2 separate regions of the Homo sapiens genome follow, and region 2 is linked to region 1. Evidence: read pairs that join two places in POLR2A ChIA-PET (ENCODE). Cell type or tissue: PC-9. All regions are shown on one strand. Each heading gives the region's core, and the rest is flanking DNA. Links, peaks and the distances in the headings are about the cores only.

Region 1 (4,271 bases), core at 551-3,050:
CGTTCCCTTCTATGAGACTGCACTCACCGCATTATATCACCGCAGGCAAAGGTCAGAACGGAAGCCTAACCAGTTCTATAACGGTATCATTTGCAAAACTCATTCATTCATACATTGAATTAACACTGAACTCCTATTAATATATAGGAGCTAGAAGGGTATATGTACTAATATATCTACAAAATATAAATGTGGTCAACCTGACATGGGTGCTGGGGTAGAGATAATGCTTGCGATTGCATAAGCAAAAATAACAGTTTTGGCCTTCGAGGAGTTCTAAAGCAGTGGTCAGCAAACTATGGCCTGGGGGCCAATTCTGGCTCATTACCTGTTTTTGTGAATAAAGTTTTATTGGAATCACAGCCATGTTCATTCATTTACATATTGTCTATGGCCACTTCTGTACCGCAATGTCAAAGTTGAGTGGATGCCACAGAGATCATAATGTCCCATAAAGCTTAAAATATTTATCTATCCCTTTATTTTAAAAACTGCCGATTCCAGGACTAGCGTCAGAACCACAGAGGCTATGGAGTACAATAAAATGTAGATTATTAAAAAGGCACAAATAAAGAGCTGTGACCAAGTCGAGGAGAGCGACTAAAGCCACAGGCAGGATGTACTCAGGAGGAGGTTTTCAAACTGAGCTTTGACAAATGAATGGGGTGTTAGCAGCAGACTCCAGTCCGGAGCGCATCCCCCAGGCGGGCCTGCACATGAGCCAGAATAAGGTGGAGGATGCTTAGATGCGTGGGAAGCAGTCATTCAGGTCTCTTTCCAGAGGAGCAGAAGTCATTGTGGTGGGCGGGACTCTGCCACCGCTCAGCTATGTGACCTTGAGCCAACCCGCTTACCTCCTTGTCCCCCTGACACCAGCCATCTCTCACTGGCCTAGCAGGCTGTGAGAAGCAAATGTGAGGGAAAAAAATACCTGAATGACTTGTGAAAAGTTTAAGCTGTCTGCAAACCTGGGGGGTGTTCATGGCAGTTGTATGGGCTGTATGTGCACATAGACAGCCTCAAAGATAATCATGCATAGAACCTACAAGCAAAGGCCGAGTGTGGTGGCTCACGCCTGGAATCCCAGCACTTTAGGATGCTGAGGTGGATGGATCAACAGGTCAGGAGATCAAGACCATCCTGGCAAACATGGTGAAACCTTGTCTCTACTAAAAATACAAAAATTAGCTGGGCGTGCTGGTGCCTGCCTGTAATCCCACCTACTCAGGAGGCGGAGGCAGGAGAATCGCTTGAACGAGGGAGTCAGAAGTTGCAGTGAGCCGAGATTGCACCACTGCACTCCAGCCTGGGAGACAGAACAAAACTCTGTCTCAAAAAAAAAAAAAAAAAGAACTTAAAAGAAAAAATGTCAGCCCTGGATGGAAAGCTGCCTTTGTCCCTGGCTGAGCACATACTATTTTAAATAAATTCATTCAGTGCAGCTTGGTAATTTTCGAAAGCGTCATCCTTCAAGCTGGGCATGTGTGGACGTCCCGCCCCACAGGACTGCAGTGCGTGCTCCCCGGGGTCTGTGCTGGAGGACTGCAGTGTGTGCTCCCCGGCCCGGGGTCTGTGCTGGAGGACTGCAGTGCGTGGTCCCCGGGGTCTGTGCTAGAGGACTGCAGTGTGTGCTCCCCAGCCTGGGGTCTGTGCTGGAGGACTGCAATGCGTGCTCCCCGGCCCGGGGTCTGTGCTGGAGGACTGCAGTGCGTGCTCCCCGGGGTCTGTGCTGGAGGACTGCAGTGTGTGCTCCCTGGCCCGGGGTCTGTGCTGGAGGACTGCAGTGCGTGCTCCCCGGCCCGGGGTCTGTGCTGGAGGACTGCAGTGCGTGCTCCCCGGCCCGGGGTCTGTGCTGGAGGACTGCAGTGCGTGCTCCCCGGCCCGGGGTCTGTGCTGGAGGACTGCAGTGTGTGCTCCCCAGCCCGGGGTCTGTGCTGGAGGACTGCAGTGTGTGCTCCCCAGCCCGGGGTCTGTGCTGGAGGACTGCAGTGCGTGCTCCCAGGGTCTGTGCTGGGGACTGAGGACTGGACCAAGGAACACACTTTGTCCGGCGCGATCACAAAGGGGTCTTTGCGCATTCTCAGCCAGCTGGACTCGCGCTGGTAAACGCTGTGTTCCCTGCTCCCTCGCCCTTCCTCCAGGAAGCACCTCCTTCTGCCCCAGTCTGGATGATGCTTTTCCGCTCACACCCTTGAACCCACATTCCCAGCCCAAGGGGGAGTCCGCGGCCCCGGCAGTGCAGCCTGCAGCACCTGGCTCGCCTTCCTCTGCCCTGGGCCAAACCCTCAGACGCAAGAGAAACCAGAGCTTGCTCAGCTGGCCAGCACTCGGGTTCCTGTCCAAGTGTTTGTGGCTGGGCTTCCTGCTGACGGAAGGGCGGCCTGCAGCTCTCCTCTGACATCCCGAGAGGTGGCTCCCAGGGCCTGGCCGCCAAGCACGTCCAGCTGGCACCCGGCAGAGCTGCCGCGGTGGCTGCACTCTGCGCAGCTGTCCGTCGACATTCACAGGGATGCTGAGGTCAGGCTGCGAGAACTGTAAAGGGGATTCCTTTGGGAAGAGAGGAAGCTGTGAATCAGAGCAGAAACGCTGGAGCTCAGGCTTGTCCTGGGCAGATGGCCAGAGCCTGCCTTACATACACCCCACCTTCCAGACCGACGGACCCCCTTGCTCCACTGAAGCCCGCCTCTCTCACCACCTGAGAACCTTTGCCGGTGTCCCCTCATGAGTCTCTACCACACAGCTTCCCTCGGCCCCAGGTGCACCAGAAACAGAGCCCAGGCACCCAGATTAGAGCCTGTCCTGGGCTATCAGGACCTCATGAAATTTAACTTCATGGAGAACCAGCTTCCCTTTCACAAGTGCAACTTGGAGAGTGAGAATACTTGCTAGGTATAATGTGTTTATTTTCCCAAGTTTCAAGGGCTGTGACATAGGAAACGGAGTCAGACTTACACTATATAGCTCCAGGGGCCTGAATAAGCATAACAGAGACAGAGTTTAAATAAGGAAAAAATAACCCACAAAATAGGCTGTCTCAGAAGGTAGTGAGCATCCTGTTATCAGGGGTATTCAACAGAGATCGCTTGCAGAAACTTTCAAGTGCTAGACTTTGAACTCTGTGAGGGGAGCACCCCACATCTGTCTCCATTCCCTGCTGCAGACACAGCACCCAGCGCAGTGCCTGACAGTTGGTGCGCCGAAGTATGTGTGGAAGGGAGGAAGAAAAAGAGGGAAGGGGATAGAAGATAAAGATGGAGGGAGGAAAAGAGTCTGAGTACTTTGGAGAGCAAACTCTTCCTTTAAGGGAGAGGTTGGACAAGCTGGCTCTTGAGTCCAGCTGTCTCTGATTCCATGGTTCTGAGGTCAGGTTTATAGGTGCCCCCTCCAAAGGGTGTTGTGATATTAGCTGCAAAACAGAGCTTAGCAACTCTCCTCGGAGAGTGCTTGTTTCCAGGCAGAAGCCTTCTATCAGAGCACTCATCCGCAACCTCCCTGTCTTCCATCTTGTCATTCACTGCTACAGAACGCTGAAAAACGCAGAGTCCCCTTTGAAAGATGCAGAGCCCGAGGCTCCAAGAGGAGTGAATAGTCTGAGCTGGGACATCCTCAGGCTCTGGGTTCCAAGTCCAGCACCCCCTCGTCCCATGCCTGTCAGTCTGTCTCACTGCTGGCCTCAGGTCCTTCATCCTTGAAGACTGATGTTATGTTATAACAGAATACCTGGTGTTTGTTTAAGCACCAGAAGTTCCCCTATCTTTTGAGAAACGCACAGAAAACAGATAATCCTCCAAAAATTATCCTCTTTCCCTGCCTCACTCTGGACAGAGAAAATGTTTGGACGTTACCACAAATTGCAATCACCCATAGAGGATTTGGGAATATCTCCAGAGGCAAGTTGACTTTTCAGGGGCTAGTCCTCTGGATCGCCCCGTTGGAGGGATGCGACATTTTTTTTCCCCCTGGGACTTTTTTCTTTTTCTTTTCTTTTTTTTTTTTTTTTTTTTTTTTTTTTTTTTTTTTTTTGAGACTGGAGTGTCACTCTGTTGCCTAGACTGGAGTGAAGTGGTGAAATTTTGGCTCACTGCAACCTCCACCCTCGGGTTCAAGCAATTCTCCTGCCTCAGGTCTTTTGTGAAGGTCTGACTAGCTGACGACTAGGTAGCTCCTGTGCTTGTTTGGCCTCAGATCCACGCCCTGCCCTCCCTCTGCTCTCTTTCGTCACAGGGGACCCACCCCTGCAAGCTACATTTGCCAAGGTCCCCATCTCCCAC
Region 2 (4,271 bases), core at 659-3,158, 380 kb before region 1:
CCCAGGGCACTGACTCCAAGCGCAAGGTGCCCTTGCAATAGACACTCTCCTCACCCCTCTAGTTCTGCCATCCTGCCCTGGGCCACCTTCTGTGTAGACCCCTCCTCACCCCACTGAGGGTCTGAGTCTCCGTGCCAGGACATCCTCCCTGGACAGGACCCCCTTCGGACCCTGCTTTGGTCTCCGACACATGCTGGGCTGCCCCCTCCTATGTTGGCACCCTCCTCGCTCCACATGGGCAACCTCACACTGGACCACCGCCCTTGTGTGAGCCTCTATCTCACCCCGGTGGACTCCACCCTCCTGCTCTGGGCACGCTACTTCCTCCCCACTCAGCTACAGAGGCCTGCCTTGCTCTACCTTACCTAATGGCTTCTGAACAGAATTTTCTAGAAGGGAGAGGAAGAAGCATCGAGCTGGTTCTCTTGGCCTGTTCCTGGATCCCATCCTTCTCCTTTGTTCCCGGCTCCTCCATTCTCTAGGAATCTCAATCTCTTCCGGCATTGCTGAGTTCTCAAGGTAGGTGAGGTTTTTGCTGGCTTCCTGCAGGGCTTCCTCTGTCTCCTACCCCATTCCTGCACCATCTCTGATGGCCTGGAGCTCTCCAAGGGCCAAAGCCATGTGGGTTCTGCGGGAAACTCTGGAAGAATGCCTCTGCTCAACATCTTACTTCGTCACAGTTGGCCAGAGAATTCCCCAATCAGTGTGCTGCCTGGGCTCCATGTTTCACGGAGTTTGGAGTCAAACAGCTTTTACAGGATGCCTGTAGCAGCTCTGCTCTCACCCTCCTCCTTCCCTCCACAATCTGGATTGGGAGACAAACCTGACTGGCAGACAGCGCCATGCATGTGGGATTTCCTCCCATATCCCAGCTTAGGCCTTGCACTGACCAATTCAAGCTTATAGTGCCCTCATTCCTGTCCTCTTAAAATAATTAATCTCCCTGGCTCTCATACAAACAAACTTCTGGTTGCCCACCACCACCCATTCTAGACCTTTTAAAAGCCCAATTGTGGGCACAGCTTGGGCTTACGAGGGACGTCCTTCAACTATCTGGCTGAGCATGCTTCTCTTACACTGTTCTCCCTCCCCTCAGTGTGCCCTGTGTGCCAAAGCAGCGTCCATGTTTTGTTACCCACCCGTTGACTAAGACCTCTGTGATACCGAGGCCTGAGGAGCTGCGAGCCCCCATGGCAGAGGCAGGCAAAGGCCCATCTGCTAAAACTCAGGTCCACGTGCAACCTCAAAAGCACCCTGGAACACCTTTTCCTTCCATCTCTCTTAGGTTTTAGCCAGCCAGGAGGAAATTAGAATTTTTTTTCCCATTTTATGATGAGTTATGGAAGAATTAGGTAAAGGAACATTTAAGCTCCCTACTGCTGGGAAACTTGTCTATGGTGAGAGATTTATCAGACCTGGGTGTGTCACCAGGGGAGGCTAGGAAACCTCATTACTGAATATAGAGCCCCAGACCAGGTCTTGGAGACTCTATCATTGATCCAGATAACCCAACTCTGCTTTTTCACTTGCCATCCTTTTAAATTCCCAAATCCTAACTCAAATGCATAGGCTGTCTTTCAAAGAGCAATGACAAGAGAAAGGCATGCACGCTGCGTATGAGAGGGGAGGGGAGGTTCCTGCGGCAGAAGAAGCAAGGTGAGGCACAAGTAACACTGACCGAAATAGAAAGAGCATGACTCAGCTGGGCGTGGTGGCTCGCACCTGGAATCCCAGCACCATGGGAGGCCAAGGCGGGCAGATCACCTGAGGTCAGGAGTTCAAGACCAGCCTGGCCAATATGGCAAAACCCCATCTCTACTAAAAATACAAAAATTAGCTAGGCGTGGTGGCGGGCACCTGTAATCCCAGCTACTCGGGAGGCTGAGGGGGAGGATTGCTTGAAACCAGGAGGCAGAGGTTTCAGTGAGCTGAGATTGTGCCACTGCACTCCAGCCCAGGCAACAGAGCAACACTCCATCTCCAAAAAAGAAAAAAAAGAACAAAAGAAAAAGTATGACTCGACAGCCTTGGCATTGGGCAGGCATTCAGCCCCATGTTAAGGACCCTTGGACCTTTTGGAGTCCAGAGAGTGACTCACCCCTGACCAGGGGCAATCCTACTCTCAGCTCCAACAGTGTTCTTCTGACTCACGGGTACCCCAACCACACTTGGCACTAAAGTTCTGGCTCATGAGAACAGGAAAAAGGAGAAGCAGAGGCATCATATGCTCCCAGGCATCATTCTGTGGGGTATGCCAGTCTTTGCAAATTCTTGGACAGAACAGCATGCAGGGAGAGGGGCACAAACACGTTACATCGGGTTTCCTGTGTACCATCTTGCTCTTGCGGCATCATTGTCCAAGTCCCTCCAGTAGTGCTAGCCGACTGAACTTTCTGCAATGATAGACATGTCCTAGAGTTGAACTGTCCAGCAGGGTGGCCGTGAGCCATCTGTGACCACTGAGCACCTGAAATGAAACTAGTGTGGTTTTCTTTAGTTCTAAGTAATTTATATTTACATACATACAGCCACATGTAGCCAATGACTACTGGATTGGGCAGCACAGCCCTTGATGATGCCCGGCTCTGTCGGGCACCATCATCTCATTCAGGCATTGTGAGTAATGGCCTAAATTCCTTGGGATGACAAAAGCGAGGTTTGTCTGGGAGTATGAAAAGACGCTTCTCTGCCTCGTTTCATGCTTTCTTACAGGGTCGCAGAGAGGGCAGCTTCTGCCATTACTTTTTTTTTTTTTTAACTACCTCTGTGTTTACAGCTCTCTACTTTCCACTGAGCCTGTGAGTCCAGCAGGGACTGGGGTTGGGATGCAGTTTTCAGAGACCTGTGACTACACCTTTGTTACTGGATAGACTCCTCAGCCCTGGATCAGCCACAGCCCTCTCCCAGGAAGCCCCTCAACTCTCTGCTATTACCCTTCTCCAAGGCCTGAAAACAGGACTCTCTCTTCGAGAAGATCACAGACCCTTGAGAAGATACAGAAATTCTCTGCTCGGCCCAAGTCAAAATAAAATGACTGAATAGGCCAGGGCAGCACAGACGAGAGAGGAGTTTTCTCTGGGGCAGTGGTTCTCCAAGTGTAGTCACTGAGCAAGCAGCAGCAGAGTCAGCTGGGAACTTGTGGGACATACAGATCCTGGAGCCCCACCCAGACTACTGAAGCAGAACCTCCTGGGGTGGCGCTGGCAATCTGTGTTTTAATAAGCCCTCCTCATTCTGATGTCCTCTAAAGTGTGAGAACCACAGCTCCAGAATACTGCAGGGCAGTGACGGGTGGAGGAGAAGGAGTAGGGCTGACTTCTCAGAAGAGTCCCGAAGACCTTGTCCTTGAGTCTGCAGAGAAGTTCACCAGGCAGACAAAGAAAGAAAGAGCAAGCCCAGGCATACCCACAAGTACCATCTGAGCTCTGCATACCTTCTGATATATGTTTAATAATCTTGGAATAACAATTGTATTGATATTATGTTGTTTAGAGTAAGTGGCAATGTATTCTTTGAAGAGTTAAAACTGTTTTCTGTGTTTAGAAAAGTTCTCACTTGAACTTAATTTTGTGTTCTAAATTTAACTAAGGATTATTTTTATACAAACTTTTGAAAGCTTACTAAATTTATCTGATTAACTTGTTAACAGTAGGTAGTTAGGCAGACATAAGCAGGGCAGACCCCCACCCCCACCCCAGGAACGTCAGACAACCATCAGGTGATGGTCAGGAAGTTGTTCCACTGCTCCCTAAAATAATAACTGATCGCACCCAGCACCAGGGAAAGGCAGTCTCCCAATAGATAGAAAACACCTGGCCGGGCACGGTGGCTCACGCCTGTAATCCCAGCACTTTGGGAGGCCCAGGCGGGCAGATCACGAGGTCAGGAGATCAAGACCATCCTGGCCAACATGGTGAAACCCCGTCTCTACTAAAAATACAAAAAAATTAGCCAGGCGTGGTGGTGGGCACCTGTAGTCCCAGCTACTCAGGAGGCTGAGGTAAGAGAATGGCGCAAACTCGGGAGGTGGAGCTTGCAGTGAGCCAAGATCACGCCACTGCACTCCAGCCTGGGCAATAGAGTGAGACTCCATCTCAAAAAAAAAAAACAAAGAAAAGAAAAGAAAAGAAAACACCCGAACCTGGTAGGCAGCAGCTTCCCGATAAGATCTCAGGAGTTGGGCGAGTGGGCTCAAGCATGTGCATTGAGAGGTAAAACGATGGACTTCATTTAACTGGTATGTGACCTTCATCTAGGAACCCTAGACTGGT

What was found. ChIA-PET counts read pairs that join two places held together with the same protein. Peaks named below come from ENCODE experiments on the same cell type or tissue, not always from the same donor. Only the 100,000 strongest peaks of a DNase experiment are listed, where the experiment ranks them.
Region 2: POLR2A ChIA-PET joins it to region 1 with 6 read pairs; 2 of 35 experiments call an interaction of 5 or more read pairs at or near these places.

What each region holds. Positions count from the first base shown.
Region 1 is chr3:194,263,295-194,267,565 of GRCh38, forward strand. No RefSeq gene overlaps it. Among named protein-coding and RNA genes, the nearest start is that of LINC02048, 11 kb to the right of the region's middle. In PC-9, for the core only: no CTCF peak of the experiment used is centred there; no DNase peak of the experiment used is centred there.
Region 2 is chr3:193,881,636-193,885,906 of GRCh38, forward strand. It overlaps LOC105374286 (a long non-coding RNA gene), which reads left to right. Exons shown (of 5, transcript XR_001741076.2): 5 at 1-105. Among named protein-coding and RNA genes, the nearest start is that of LINC02038, 40 kb to the left of the region's middle. RefSeq lists an enhancer at 1,198-2,397. In PC-9, for the core only: no CTCF peak of the experiment used is centred there; DNase peaks (open chromatin) are centred at 1,666 and 2,096; H3K27ac peaks cover 2,500 bases.